Linked DNA regions of Homo sapiens: region 2 is linked to region 1. A link is a contact called in ENCODE Hi-C or POLR2A ChIA-PET data. All regions are on one chromosome and are shown on one strand. The core of a region is the stretch at or near the end of the contact, and the rest is flanking DNA. Distances in the headings are between cores, read along the strand shown. Region 1 has its middle 59 kb from the start of EXOC6. Region 2 has its middle 54 kb from the start of HHEX.

Evidence for each region. A loop is a pair of places that touch in the nucleus more often than their neighbours do. ChIA-PET counts read pairs that join two places held with the same protein, here RNA polymerase II (POLR2A). Pooled maps may share reads with other maps.
Region 2: a loop to region 1 is called in a map of B cell, with 6 times the contacts of the local background. The contact joins two enhancer-like sites. A Hi-C loop is called at or near these places in 4 of 168 maps with a recorded cell type or tissue (B cell, OCI-LY7, endothelial cell of hepatic sinusoid and 1 more), 2 of 37 single-sample maps with no recorded cell type and 6 of 50 pooled maps. POLR2A ChIA-PET finds 5 or more read pairs at or near these places in 4 of 52 experiments (AG04450, GM10248, activated B cell and 1 more).

What each region holds. Positions count from the first base shown.
Region 1 is chr10:92,786,297-92,792,484 of GRCh38, forward strand. No RefSeq gene overlaps it. Among named protein-coding and RNA genes, the nearest start is that of EXOC6, 59 kb to the right of the region's middle. Within about 2 kb of position 3,500, at least 3 of the 41 ENCODE cell types and tissues checked have a DNase peak (open chromatin) inside an H3K27ac peak, as active enhancers do; they include B cell, where a contact is called at or near this core.
Region 2 is chr10:92,740,322-92,746,975 of GRCh38, forward strand. No RefSeq gene overlaps it. Among named protein-coding and RNA genes, the nearest start is that of HHEX, 54 kb to the left of the region's middle. RefSeq lists an enhancer at 2,147-2,486. Within about 2 kb of position 2,075, at least 4 of the 41 ENCODE cell types and tissues checked have a DNase peak (open chromatin) inside an H3K27ac peak, as active enhancers do; they include B cell, where a contact is called at or near this core.

The DNA of each region.
Region 1 (6,188 bases), core at 2,250-4,749:
GCTATAATAACTAGCACTTATTGTGTGCCAGTTAACCTATTACATATATCACATTATTACACATATTATTTCACTTAATTCTCTCAGTAACTCGATGGCAAAGGTAATGTGATTATCCCCATTTTGCAGATGAAGGATCTGAGGCTCAGAGAGGTGTATTTTTCTGCTAGGGCTGCCGTAAGAAATGATACAAACTGGGTGCCTTTAACAACAGGAATTTATTTTTCTCACAGTTCTGGAGGCTGGAGGTCCAAGATTAAGGCGCCTCCAGGGTTGGCTTCTGATGAGGCCTCTTTTCCTGGCTTGCGGACAGCTGCCTTCTGGCTGTGTCCTCAAATGGCTTTTCATCTGTGCCAGGATGGAGAGAGACAGTTCTCTGATGTTTCTTCTTCTTTTTATAAGGACTTCAATCCTATTGGATTAGGGCCCCACCCCTTCAGCCTCATGTACCTTAATCACCTCCTTAAAGGCCCAATCTCCAAATACAGTCACATTGGGAGTTAAGGCTTCAATCTATGAATTTCAGGGAACACAATTCAGTCTATAACAAGAGGACTTTCTATCTATTGGGAGACTGAAAAACAACAACAACAACAACGACAACAGTAAGAGGGCATATAAAGTATCAGTGCAGTCCTGTCTTCCTGTTAATTCTCCAAAATAATTCCTAATGTCCCCAGTCAGCCTTTGAAAAATGCCTTCTTTCAGTGGCTAAGGCTGAGCCTTGCCATAGCCTACCCATCTCAGCAAACACAGATTATTCTTTCCTAGTGTGTGAAGGCTTCCACTGCTGCTATTAAAACAACTTAAAGCCAGGTACAGAGGCTCAAGCCTGTAATCCCAGCACTTTGGGAGGCTGAGTTGGGAGGATAGCTTGAGCCCAGGAGTTTGAGACCAGCTTGGGGAACACAGGAAGCCTTGTCTCTACAAAAAAATTTAAAATTAGCCAGGCCTGGTGGCGTGCACCTATGGTCCTAGCTACTAGGGAGGCTGAGGTGGGAGGATCGCTTAAGCCCAGGAGTTTGAGACCAGCCTGGGCAACATAGGGAGACCCTGTCTCTGCAAGTAATTTAAAAATTAGCCAGGCGTGGTGGCATGCACTTGTGGTCCTAGCTACTCGGGAGGCTGAGGTGGGAGGATTGCTTGAGTCTGGGAGATAGAGGCTGCAGTGAGCCATGACTGCACCACTGCACTCCAACCTGGGCGACAGAGTGAGGCTGTCTCAAAAACAAACAAACAAACAAAAACTTAAAAAAATGTTTTGTGTGCCTGCGTGTGCAGCAGTTAGAATGACAGCTGAGGTAAAACACGTATTACAAGCTTCTTCCTTGCTGTTGTTCTCTCATCTGCTTCCCCTTCCCGTTGCAGCAAGGAACCTGTCACCTGCACTGCCTGGTTTTGGTAGACAATGCCCAGGTGGCGGCGTCTTCCCTCTGACCTCACCACACCTGTGCCTCCGTGCTGCTGAAGCCCTCTCTGGGATAGGTTGGGACATTTGCTCCTGTCGCTTTCACACGTCTTTTAGTAACTCTTTTCTCTTTTCTTGTTTCAGCACATGAGAAACTTTCTCCTGCTCATCTGCTTTTGTTAACTAAATGCAGGAGCAGGCAGAGCTGTCTTTACTGCAGGAAGCCACACACACCTGCAGACCCGCCTCTGCCATCTGGTCCTTGCTTCTCCAGGTGTGGTCGGCATCCCTGGGAAGCTTGTTTACACAAGCTTCTGGGGTCTCACTTTCGGGGATTTTGATTCATAGGAATAAGGTGGACTTAGAAATCTGTGTTTTAATAAGCACCCCCAACCCTTCCTCAGAGATCTTACTATAAAGCTCAAGAACCATTCATTGGTCCAGGTTCATCTGGTCTAGGAGAGTATGAAAGGGAAGCGTAATGAAAGCACATGTTCACTCATGGCTGCCCTTGACTTCCTTTGGAATTCTCACTCCTTTTGGCCCCAGTTCCATGGGTCTTTGTACAACTGGCTGCTACCACCATGCCTGGCTCTGGGGCTCTTCCATTCCCTTGGCTTGGCTGTGGACAAATACATACTCTCTTTGGCCTGGTGCAGCTGTGGATGCCTGCCAATTGTTTTCTAGTCGTTGCTCTGCTGCTAAGAATTAGTTCACACCAAGTTTTGATCCCACTGATTGAGAAGAAGCCCAATCAGGGCTCCTGATTATGGTGGCTAAGAGCATGGTAGTTACGGTCTTGGCCATGGAAGTTGGAGGGACCTGAGTTTAAATCTCAGCCCCACTCAGTAACATGGCTGTGTGGTTTAAGTCAGACACAGGATCTTTTTGGGCCTCTACTTTCAGATCTGCAAAATAGGATGAAGATATTTTCTGTACCTATGTCAAAGAGTTGATGAGTGGGAAGAATGAAAACATATTCTAAAGGTAAGATTGTGACATGACTGTTGTGCTATAGAGAAAAATATTCAAATTGGTTGCCATGATCCCTTAGAAATTAAAAGACTCCAACATTCTTTTATGTTGAGAGAAATCCCCCAGTATTCTGGAAGTAGTGGGGAGGATGGAGAAATTTTCCTTTATGGGAAACTTAGAAAAAAAAAAGTTGAAATCAATGAAAGCTGACCACCTACCATGAAACTAAGATCAAAGCTGTTCTCTTTCAAATGCAAGAGGAGAAGTTAGCTGGTTGTGTTTGTCTTTCTTCATGTGGGGTGTCTTCTCAGGGCTTGCCACTTGCGGAGTGTGAGCCTAGACAGTGGTCAAGGCAAACCCATATCCTCCCTTGTAAAATGGGAAGGACAATTGCAGGGTCCATCTCAAATTTTATTTGTTAGTTGATAGACACCCATTGTCAGGAAGAAAACTGCTCTCGAAGAGCTGGAGGCCTTCACACCTGCCAGCTGAAGCGTTTGAGGCTGTACCGGCTGCTTCTGAGAAGGCCCTAGTTGTCACACTTGAGCAACTGAGCATCTGGGTGGCTGGAAACCCAAGAACGGTGCCTAGCTCGGCTCTGTCCGGCCTCGAGTCCCCTCATCCCAGACTGAACTGCTGGGGGTGCCCTCTGGAGGTTTATTCGTTTTGGTCTCCTGGTGTTGAAGAATCTGGCTCCTTTTCTTCTTCTTCTGTTTTTTTAAAATTATTTTTATTTCTTATTGATTAAGGCCTCCAGCTTTGCAAAAGAATCTGCCCCCTGCTTTAAAAAACAAAAAAATATTTTTTCTTTTTCTTTTTTTTTGAGGCAGGGTCTCACTCTGGTTACCCAGGCCGGAGTGCAGTGGCCCGATCTTGGCTTACTGCAGCCTTGACTTCCTGGGCTCAAGTGATCCTCCCACCTCAGCCTCTTGAGTAGCTGAGACTACAGTTGTGTGCCACCATGCCCGGCTAATTTTTGCATTTTTGTAGAGACAGGGTTTCACCGTGTTGGCCAGGCTGGTCTTGAACTCCTAACCTCAAGCCATCTGCCCACCCCGGCCTCCCAAAGTGCTGGGATTACAGGCATGAACCACCATGCCCAGCCTGGCCCCTGCTTTTAACAGGATCACTAGCTATGCTCAGCTGGAGTCTACCGCATGCAGTAGGTGCAAACCTGAGCCTATAATTCTGTGCTTTAATTGTGCAACAGGACTTTGAAGCAGGCCTTTCCCAAACTGGTGGTGTGCAGGGGAAATGCCTTGTAGATATTGCTCACAATAGGGAAATCCTCTCCAGTATACTCTGACTGGGGCAGAAATCCTCAGTAAAGGGTTGGGCTTTGAGAGGTATTTCAAAAGAGAGATTAACACTTGTTGTAGAAGTGCTAATCACTGATTGAATTAATCAAGGGCCAAACTACAAGGTGTTCACAAGAAAGATTAGTGACTTCGGGTGTGAATATTCGAAACCAGTATTGGGAAGCCCGGGCCCTGAGGTTTTCCTGAGCACACAACAAAAAAAGGACAAATAGAAGACAGGGTAACGAACGCACCTAGCAATTTCTCCCTAGGCAGTGTTTAGGAATCATTGTTGGAAATATTAACTATCAAGTACATATACAATGTTTAATTTATAATAAGCACTCACACATGTCAGGTTTTGTTATCCCTTTTGTCTACTAAGACCCCTTATTAGAAATTTCAACTGAGAACTAGAGCAAAACATTTTTTTTCTTTAGAGAGAGAGAAAAAGACTGGCTCAATTACTTTTTTAAACATTGAAGAATAGTTTGCCTGCAGGAAAGTTAATAGATCTTAAACAGTGTAAGTTCAACTTCTTTTATAATAAAAGATTGGGAAACAGATTTCAGTGCTACAACATACGGTAAAATGATTTTGTACTTCCTTTCTAGAAAAGGGGATCTGTAATTAGAGAACCAAATAACCAAGGACGTATAACCTGAAAGTGAAATTAGAGCATGTAAGGAAATGGTTGCTTCAAACAAACAGCTATGTCCAAATCACTGAGGCTGTAGGAAATGGTTTTCTAGGAAGTCTGTATTTGCAGGGGACACAGTGGGAGGGAGTGGGGAGGAGGTGGGTACCTGGTGGTGGTTTCTTAGAGAACAAGGAGCTTTGAGAATGAAGTGTTAATTTTATAAGAATATGATGAACAAATCCAAAAGAAGGAAACAAAAAAAAGAACAGAAGGAGATAATATATTAAGTGGAGTTAACTTGGAAAAAGTCATTTAAAAAAATCCAGGTGGGGCCGGGCACAGTGGCTCACGCCTGTAATCCCAGCACCTTGGGAGGCCAAGGCGGGTGGATCACCTGAGGTCGGGAGTTCCAGACCAGCCTGGCCAACATGGTGAAACCCCCTGTCTACTAAAAATACAAAACAAACAAACAAACAAGCAAAAAACCGGTCATGGTGCTATGCGCCTTTAATCCCAGCTACTTGGGAGGCTGAGGCACGAGAGTCGCTTGAACCCAGGAGGTGGAGGTTGCAGTGAGCCAAAGTGGTGCTACTGTACTCCAGCCTGGGCGACAGAGTGAGACTCTGTCTCAAAAAAAAAAAAAAAAAAAATCCACGTGAAACAATTGATAGGTGAATGAGTGCTTTCTTACAACTGAATAGAGGAAGGAGGAGGACACTTACATTTATTAGGCTTTTGTAGGGCCATTGAAGGACAAGGAGGGGTAAAACCATAATATACTTTAGGCTTCCAGCCCAAAGAGGACTTCACATTTAGACAATTGTAGACTAAAGAACTTGAGTAGATGATCCCTTGTAAACATCACTGTAACATACTACAAGGTGGGTAATATTACAGATGGGAAAACAGAAGCTCAGTTTAAAGTCCTGGAAATATCAGTGTACGTTTTGAATGTAAACCAGCCAAAACGGATCCAAAGTTGTGGAAACATGCATCTAACTTTTCTTAGATGGAAAAATTTGTTTACGATACAAATACAGTAATTTATACAATTATTCAGGTAATTAGCAGGTTTAAAATTTTTATCACCTAGACCAGCACTGTCCAATAAATATGTAATGTGTGCCACCTATACATATGTAATTTAAACTCTTCCAGCAGCCACATTTTAAAAAGTAAAATAAACAAGTAAAATTAATTTTAATAGTATATTCTATTTAATATGCCATTTCAACAAATAATAATATCATGTAATAACATGTGATACAAAATTATTAATGAGATAGTTTACTTTTTTCCATGTTAAATCTTTGATTTATGGCATGTATTTTTAGACCTACAGTCTATCTCAATTCAGCCTAGCCACACTTCAAGTGCTCGGTAACCACATGTAGCAATCATACTGGACAACAGAGACACAGATTATGTAAAGTACAAAGGCACTGGTTCTACCCTTGGAGGTTATGACCCCATAAGCCAACAATATGAGAGATCCACCAGAATGTGAGTTAATAAATGGTGAGCGTCTCCCTTTTTGTTTTCCCAGAGAAAAGGCCATAATTTGAGGGGTTTTTGTTGTTGTTCTCAATACAGACAAAGCAAAAGTAACCTTTTACCCCTTTGCCTCTGGTCCTAATTCTCTCTCCAGAAGTAGCCACGGTTAGCAGTGTGGTGTTTCTAGATCTATTTTGTATGATTTTACATATATGTAAAGCATATCTTTGATATGTGTGTTTTATTTCATTTAATTTTTTTTTAATTTTAATTTTTTTTTTTTTGAGACGGAGTTTCACTCTTGTTGCCCAGGCTGGAGGATGCGGTGCAATCTCGGCTCATGGCAACCTCCATCTCCTGGGTTCAAGCAGTT
Region 2 (6,654 bases), core at 825-3,324, 47 kb before region 1:
GGAGGAAGGATGCTTTCATATATTGGGTTTAAGCAGATTTATTTAGTATTATATAGATAAATCAACCATGTATTTGTTGGACTTCTTCACTTTTCACTTGCATGGCTTAGCACTATACATGCAGAGCCCAATCTTTCTTTCTTACCACAGGCATGAATACCATTTTATTATTATTATTTTTTAGATGGAGTCTCGCTCTGTTGCCCAGGCTGGAGTGCAGTGGGATGATCTTGGCTCACTGCAACCTCCGCCTCGCGGGTTCAAGCGATTCTCCTACCTCAGCCTCCCAAGTAGCTGGGATTACAGGCACCCACCACCATGTCCTGCTTTTTTTTTTTTTTTCAGTAGAAACGGGGTTTCACCATGTTGGCCAGGCTGGTCTTGAACTTCTGACCTCAAGTGATCCACCTACCTCAGCCTCCCAAAATGCTGGGATTACAGATGTGAGCCACCGTGCCCAGTCTCTCTCTCCTCTCCTCTTCTGTCTTGTCCTCTCCTCTCCTCTCTCTCTCTCTCTCTCTTTAAAGAGCTTGAGTCTCTCTGCTCAAAATTTCAAACTCAAAAAGTTTACTCATCTGGATTACTTTCATATAGGCTTCTGAGACTGAGTCAGAGCCTTGGAACCCAGCTGATCTACTTGTTTGTGGCAGTAGAGCGGCAGATACCCTGGTTGGCCTCCAGGTCTCCAATCTCTCCTTGTTCCTCACTAACAGGGCTCCAGCTGGGCTTAGGGCAGCAGGTTGCCCATGGAAGATCACATACCTCCCCAGAGCCCCTTGAAGCTGAAGTGTCTACAACCCAAGTCTGGCCAAAAAATATCCGTAGAAGCTTCCTCTGTGGGGCTTTCAGGAAAGCCCTATTGTTTTCCTGAGAAAAAGGGACAAGTCCAATCAGTACACATGTTTTGCCCTTGACCCCTCCCCTTCTTTCTGTGTAGAGTATGAACACCATGCTGGAGGGGCAGCAGCCCAGCTTTCCATTGTGAGGAAGAAAGTCAGGCATTAAGAGTAGCGGAGAAAAGTTACAAGGAGGCTGGGACCTTGTTTTCTGTAAGCAGCTGCCTCAGCCCTACCTCAAGACTTCTATAATGTGAGAAAAAGAGAAAAAACCCTATTTGGTGAAGCACTATGTTCAGTGACTTGCAGCTAAGTAAAATTTTAACTGATGCAGGCCGGGCGCAGTGGCTCACACCTGTAATCCCAGCATTTTGGGAGGCTGAGGCAGGTGGATGACTTGAGGTCAGGAGTTCAAGATCAGCCTGGCCAACATGGTGAAACCCTGTCTCTACTAAAAATACAAAAAATTAGCTGGCATTGTGGCAGGCACCTGTAATCCCAGCTACTTGGGAGGCTGAGGCAGGAGAATCGCTTGAACCCAGGAGGCAGAGGTTGCAGTGAGCCGAGATTGCACCACTGCACTCCAGCCTGGGTGACAGAGTGAAACTCCATCTCAAAAGAAAGAAAGAAAGAAAGAGAGAGAAAGAAAGAAAGAAGGAAAGAAAGAAAGAATCAATCCCTATCTCTACTAAAAATATGAAATTAGCTGGGTATGGTGGCACGTGCCTGTAATCCCAGCTACTCAGGGGGCTGAGACAGGAGAATCGCTTGAACCCGGGAGGTGAAGGCTACAGTGAGTCAACATTGCACCACTGCACTCCAGCCTGGGTGAGACAGAGTGAGACTCTGTCTCAAATTTTTTTTTTTTTTTTTTACTGATGCAACTAGAAAATAGAGGAAAATGTGAAAATTATAAGCCTCCGGAAAAACTTGACATATCTTGACAATATTGGCAGCCAAATGTAGCTGGTCATTAATATAATTTTCTATATCTATGTGCTGAAACAAAATAGCCACATCTACCTTCAAATAATTACACAAATCTATAATTATGGAACAATCTAAATACAATAAAAGAAAATACAGAGAACAATGAGGATATGTAATTGAGTGACCAGATCTGGTCAGGGAGGCTTCTCTGAGGAGCTGAGATCTGTTCTGAGACTAGAAGGATGAACAGGAGTTTATTAGGCAAAGGTGGTGGCCAGAGTGAGAAGCAGCAGCATGCATGAAGGCCCCAGGGCTGTAGAGAGCACAGTGCTTTTGAGGAACTGAAAGTAGTGCCCTGTGACTGAAATATTGAGAGTAAAAAAGAAAGTAGCACAAAATTAGGCTGGAGACATAAACAGGGGCCAGATGATGCTGGGCCCTGTGGTCAGTTTATATTAAGGATTTGGGTCTTTATCCTAGATCAATGGGAAGTCACAGAAGATTCTAAACCTGTAGCGTGACTTGGCCAGATTTGAGTTTAACAAAACAAGTGACATTCAAATCATATGAACTAGGACTGGAGATGTGAGGCTGCAGGTGACGTGGGGAGCCTATTTTGATACCAGCAGAGGATGTGGGCAAGGTGAGAGATGAGGACAGCTTGGATTAAGGGGTGTAGTGGAGGTGGAGAAAAGTTATGGGATTTGAATACCATTTAAAATGTAAAACTTACAGGGCCTGGTGATGGAGTAGACATAGATGTTGCTGGGTGGAGGAGTTCCAAGAGGACTCCTCGATTCTGGCTTGCAAAACTGGATGTCCAGTAGGGGATGGGGGTGGCATTTACCAAGAAAGGAAACCTGGAGGAGGCCTGAGTTGGGTGGGGGGCATCACGGTGAGTTCCCACTGAACACACCGAGCACGAGGAGCCTGGAGACACCCACGGGGCTATGGGAGTAGGTGGTGTGAGTAGGATCTGGTGCTTAGCCGAGAGGTCTGGGCTGGAAGCATCAGCATTTAGATGGAGTGGATGAAGTCATAAATCATGAGATCATTTAAGGAGAGAAGAGAGTGAACAGAGAAGCGGGCTTAGGACCAAGCTGATACCAAGATGAATAACCTTGTTTTCACCCTCAAGAAGCTTATGGCTGTGTAGAGGTGATGAGCTATGCACATATGTAATTACAGTATAGTCAGAAAAGGACTTACACTCTACCAATACCATAAACGATGCATTCGGAGGAGGAAAACATTATACCAGCTGAAGGGATTAGCAACAACTTCATGGAGACACATTTAAGACCATCTTTTTTTTTGGTGGGGGTGGGGCAGGGTCTCACTCTATCGCCCAGGCTGCAGTACAGTGGCATGATCATGGCTCACTGCAATCTTGAGCTCCTAGGCTCAAGAAATCTTCCTGCCTCAGCCTCCCAGGTAGCTAGGACTACAGGTGCGTGCCACCAAACCGGGAAAATTGTAGAGATAGGGTCTTGAACTCCTGACTCAGGTGATCCTCTTGCCTTGGCCTCCCAAAGTGCTGGGGTTACAGGCATGAGCAACTGCACCCAGCCTTAAGACGATCTTTGCTGTATAGCTAGAATAAAGTGAGGTGGATGAGGGTAGCGATGGGCTTCCAAGTGGAAAGAGTGACTTGATGAAGGGTATGAGGCTGAAAAACCAAGACCCATGGCAAACTTCAGGGAGTTTAGCTTATCTGGAGATAGGGTATACGTGGGGAATCATTTAAAAGGTGAGTTGGAGCCAGGTTGAGGAGGGCTGTAAATACCTGGCTGAGGTGCTTGACCTATAGGAGTGGGGACCTAACTAAGGTTTGTAGGAGAAGTAGGGGGAGGGTGCCTTGACTAAAGCAGTGATTGAAGAAGACTCCTGGATTCCCATGTGGGGTGCACTGAAGAGGACAGATACTGGAGGTGAGAGACCCATTACGAGGCTGGAGTGGAGCACCTCAGAGATTGTTCTACTGTAATGACTGAACCCAGCTGGTTAGCTCAAGTAAAAAGGGGATTGATTGAAAAAAATATATATATGTTTAGGAAACCTCATAGAATACAACCCTGGAAGTCCTGTCAGCCCACAGGAAATGGACAGTGGTTTGTCTCTGTTTCCCTGGAGACACACACATGGTCTCTTGTATTTGCCTCTCTCAGCTCTCCTGTACTCTTTGCAGACCAGCTTTCTCTGTAAGGGCCTGGGCTGCTGCTTTCCCTTCACCTGGTTTCAGGAGGTTTGGGTTGCCATGGCACCCATTCTGACCCAGATCCACTGGATCTTATATCAGACCCCACCACCATTTACTGCAGTCTCTCTGCTGATCATAGCATAAAGACAGGCTGTACCTTTTGGTGACACCAAACTGATATTCTAGTCACAATCAATGCAATAATCTAACAAATCTCCTGATCACATTTCCTGTTGGTGGGAAAGTCTAGCACTTGCACAGATTTGCTGGGCACAACTTGACTCACATTGTTTCCACATTTGTTTAATAACAGGTTATTATCTGCTGCAAGAATGAGGACAGGAACTGTGTTTGTCTTGTCTCCCGCTGTGTCTATTGCTGTATAACAAATTACCCCAAAACTTGGTGGCTTAAAACAGTAGGCATTTATGATCTCACAGTTTCTGTGAGTTAGGGATTTGGAAGTAGCTTGTCTGGATGGCTGTGGTTTGGGGTCTCTTATGAAGTTGCAATCAAGATGTTGGTTGGGCTGTAGTCATCTGAAAGCTTGAATGCAGCTGGAGGATCCACTTCCAAGATGGCACACTCACATGGCTGTTGGCAGGAGGCTTCAGTTCCTTATGACATGGACCTTTCCATAGGGCTGCTTGAGTGTCCTCACGATATGGTAGTTGGTTTCCCCCAGAACAATTGATCCAAGAGAGAGCAAGGAGGACGACACACACCGCCTTTTATAACCTAGTCTCAGAGGTCATACATCATCACTATTGCCACATTCTATTTGTTAGAAGTAAGTCATTATGTCTGTCCCATACTCAAGGGAAAGAGGAATTAGGCTCCATCGTTGAAGGGAAACTTGTAAAATAATTTGTAGATGTATTTTTTATTTTTTTGAGACAAGGCTTCACTGTTTTGCCCAGGCTGGAGTGCAGTGGGGCAAACACAGCTCAGTGAGCCTCAACCTCCTAGGCTCAAGGATTCCTCCCACCTCAGCTTCCCAAGTAGCTGGAACTACAGGTGTGTGCCACCATGCCTAGCTACTTTTTTATTTTTTGTAGAGACAGGGTCTTACTGTGTTGCCCAGGCTGGTCTAGAATTCCTGGGCTCAAGTGATCCTCCTGCCTCTGCCTCCCAAAGTGTTGGGATTACAGATGTGAGCCACCGTGCCTGGCTGCAGATGTATTTTAAAACCACCACAGCCACCGTAACTTTAGCACCTATTATGGTGCCTGACATATAGCAGGGGCTTAATAATGGTTTGCAAAAGGAACAGTTGTTCTCTCTCCTAAACTTGATTCACTGGCACTGAAACATGGCAGTCACTATAAGGCAGGCAGTCACACCAAGGAATGGCCATTTCAGGCTTCATTCAGCTTGAGTGTCTTCCCATGTGTTGTTCTATCAGGAAATAGTGGGGCCATTTTGGGAAGTCGCTAGGCCAAGAACACAAATATAGGCTGCTGAGATCCCTTTAGATGTTGGCATACAACTAGCCGAAGAGAGAGGAGGTCTCAGAGGTTTGTAAGAGTTGAGTTCTGCTAGCGAATTAGAATTTTTATTAAATATTTATAATAGGGGCTTCTAACAAAATTATTGATACTATTATTTTGAGGAACAAATCTTTTATATTTAATATATCTCTGAAGACTTGGGATCATTTGTGTCTATCAGATCAAATGGGGCAAGGTGCGGTGGCTCACGCCTGTAATCCCAGCACTTTGGGAGGCTGAGGCAGGCGGATCACTTGAGATCAGGAGTTTGAGACCAGCCTGGCCAACATGGTGAAACGCCATCTCTACTAAAAATACAAAATTGGCCAGGAGTGGTGGCATGCGCCTGTAATCCCAGCTACTCGGGAGGCTGAGACAAGAGAATTGCTTGAACCCGGGAGTTGGAGGTTGCAGTGAGCCGACATCATGCCATTGCACTCCAGCCTGGGCAACAGAGCAAGATTTAGTCTCAAAAAAAAAAAAAAAAAAAAAAATCAAATAGATTCAGGTCAGAGCAGGCGCTGTGGAATATAACCATGGTGGAGCGGGAGCAGAATGGGGTTCTTTAATACAGTTCTTTACATCCCAAGTATTCCAAGAGAAAAGAAGGTGGGTGTTAGGTGCTGTGGCCATGGACTTGACATTCAGTGGGGAGGAGTGTAATGAGCTCCAGCACCATTTTGTTGTTGTTGTTAGAGATGAGGTCCTGCTATGTTGCCCAGGCTAGAATGCAGTGGCTATTCACAGGCGTGATCATAGCACACCACAGCCTCAAACTCCTAGCCTCAAGTGATCCTCCTGCCTCAGCCTCTCAAGTAGCTGGGATTACAGGTGTGTGCCACTGTACCTGGCTACAGCACCTTTGGAATCCACCATAGTTTTCAAGCTGGAGCTGTGCTCTTCCTGGTCAGCCCCTAGCCAATGACAGAGCATGGTGAGTGCAGGCCTAGCTATTTCTGTCTAATGTGGGACTTCTCAAATGAGCAATCTTTGCTCCAAGTCTCCCTGTGGAGTTGACTGAGATTCTGTCACATCTGTCTTGTGATCCTAGGCTCTCCCTTCCCAGTTCTGCTGTCTCCTCCTTTATCTTCCACGGGTGTCTCCCTCTCCCCAGTGAGCCTCTTGCTCTCCTGGCTTTATCTTAGCATTCCGGAGGACATGAATGACACAGGAGGAATGAGGCCATGTGGTCATAGTA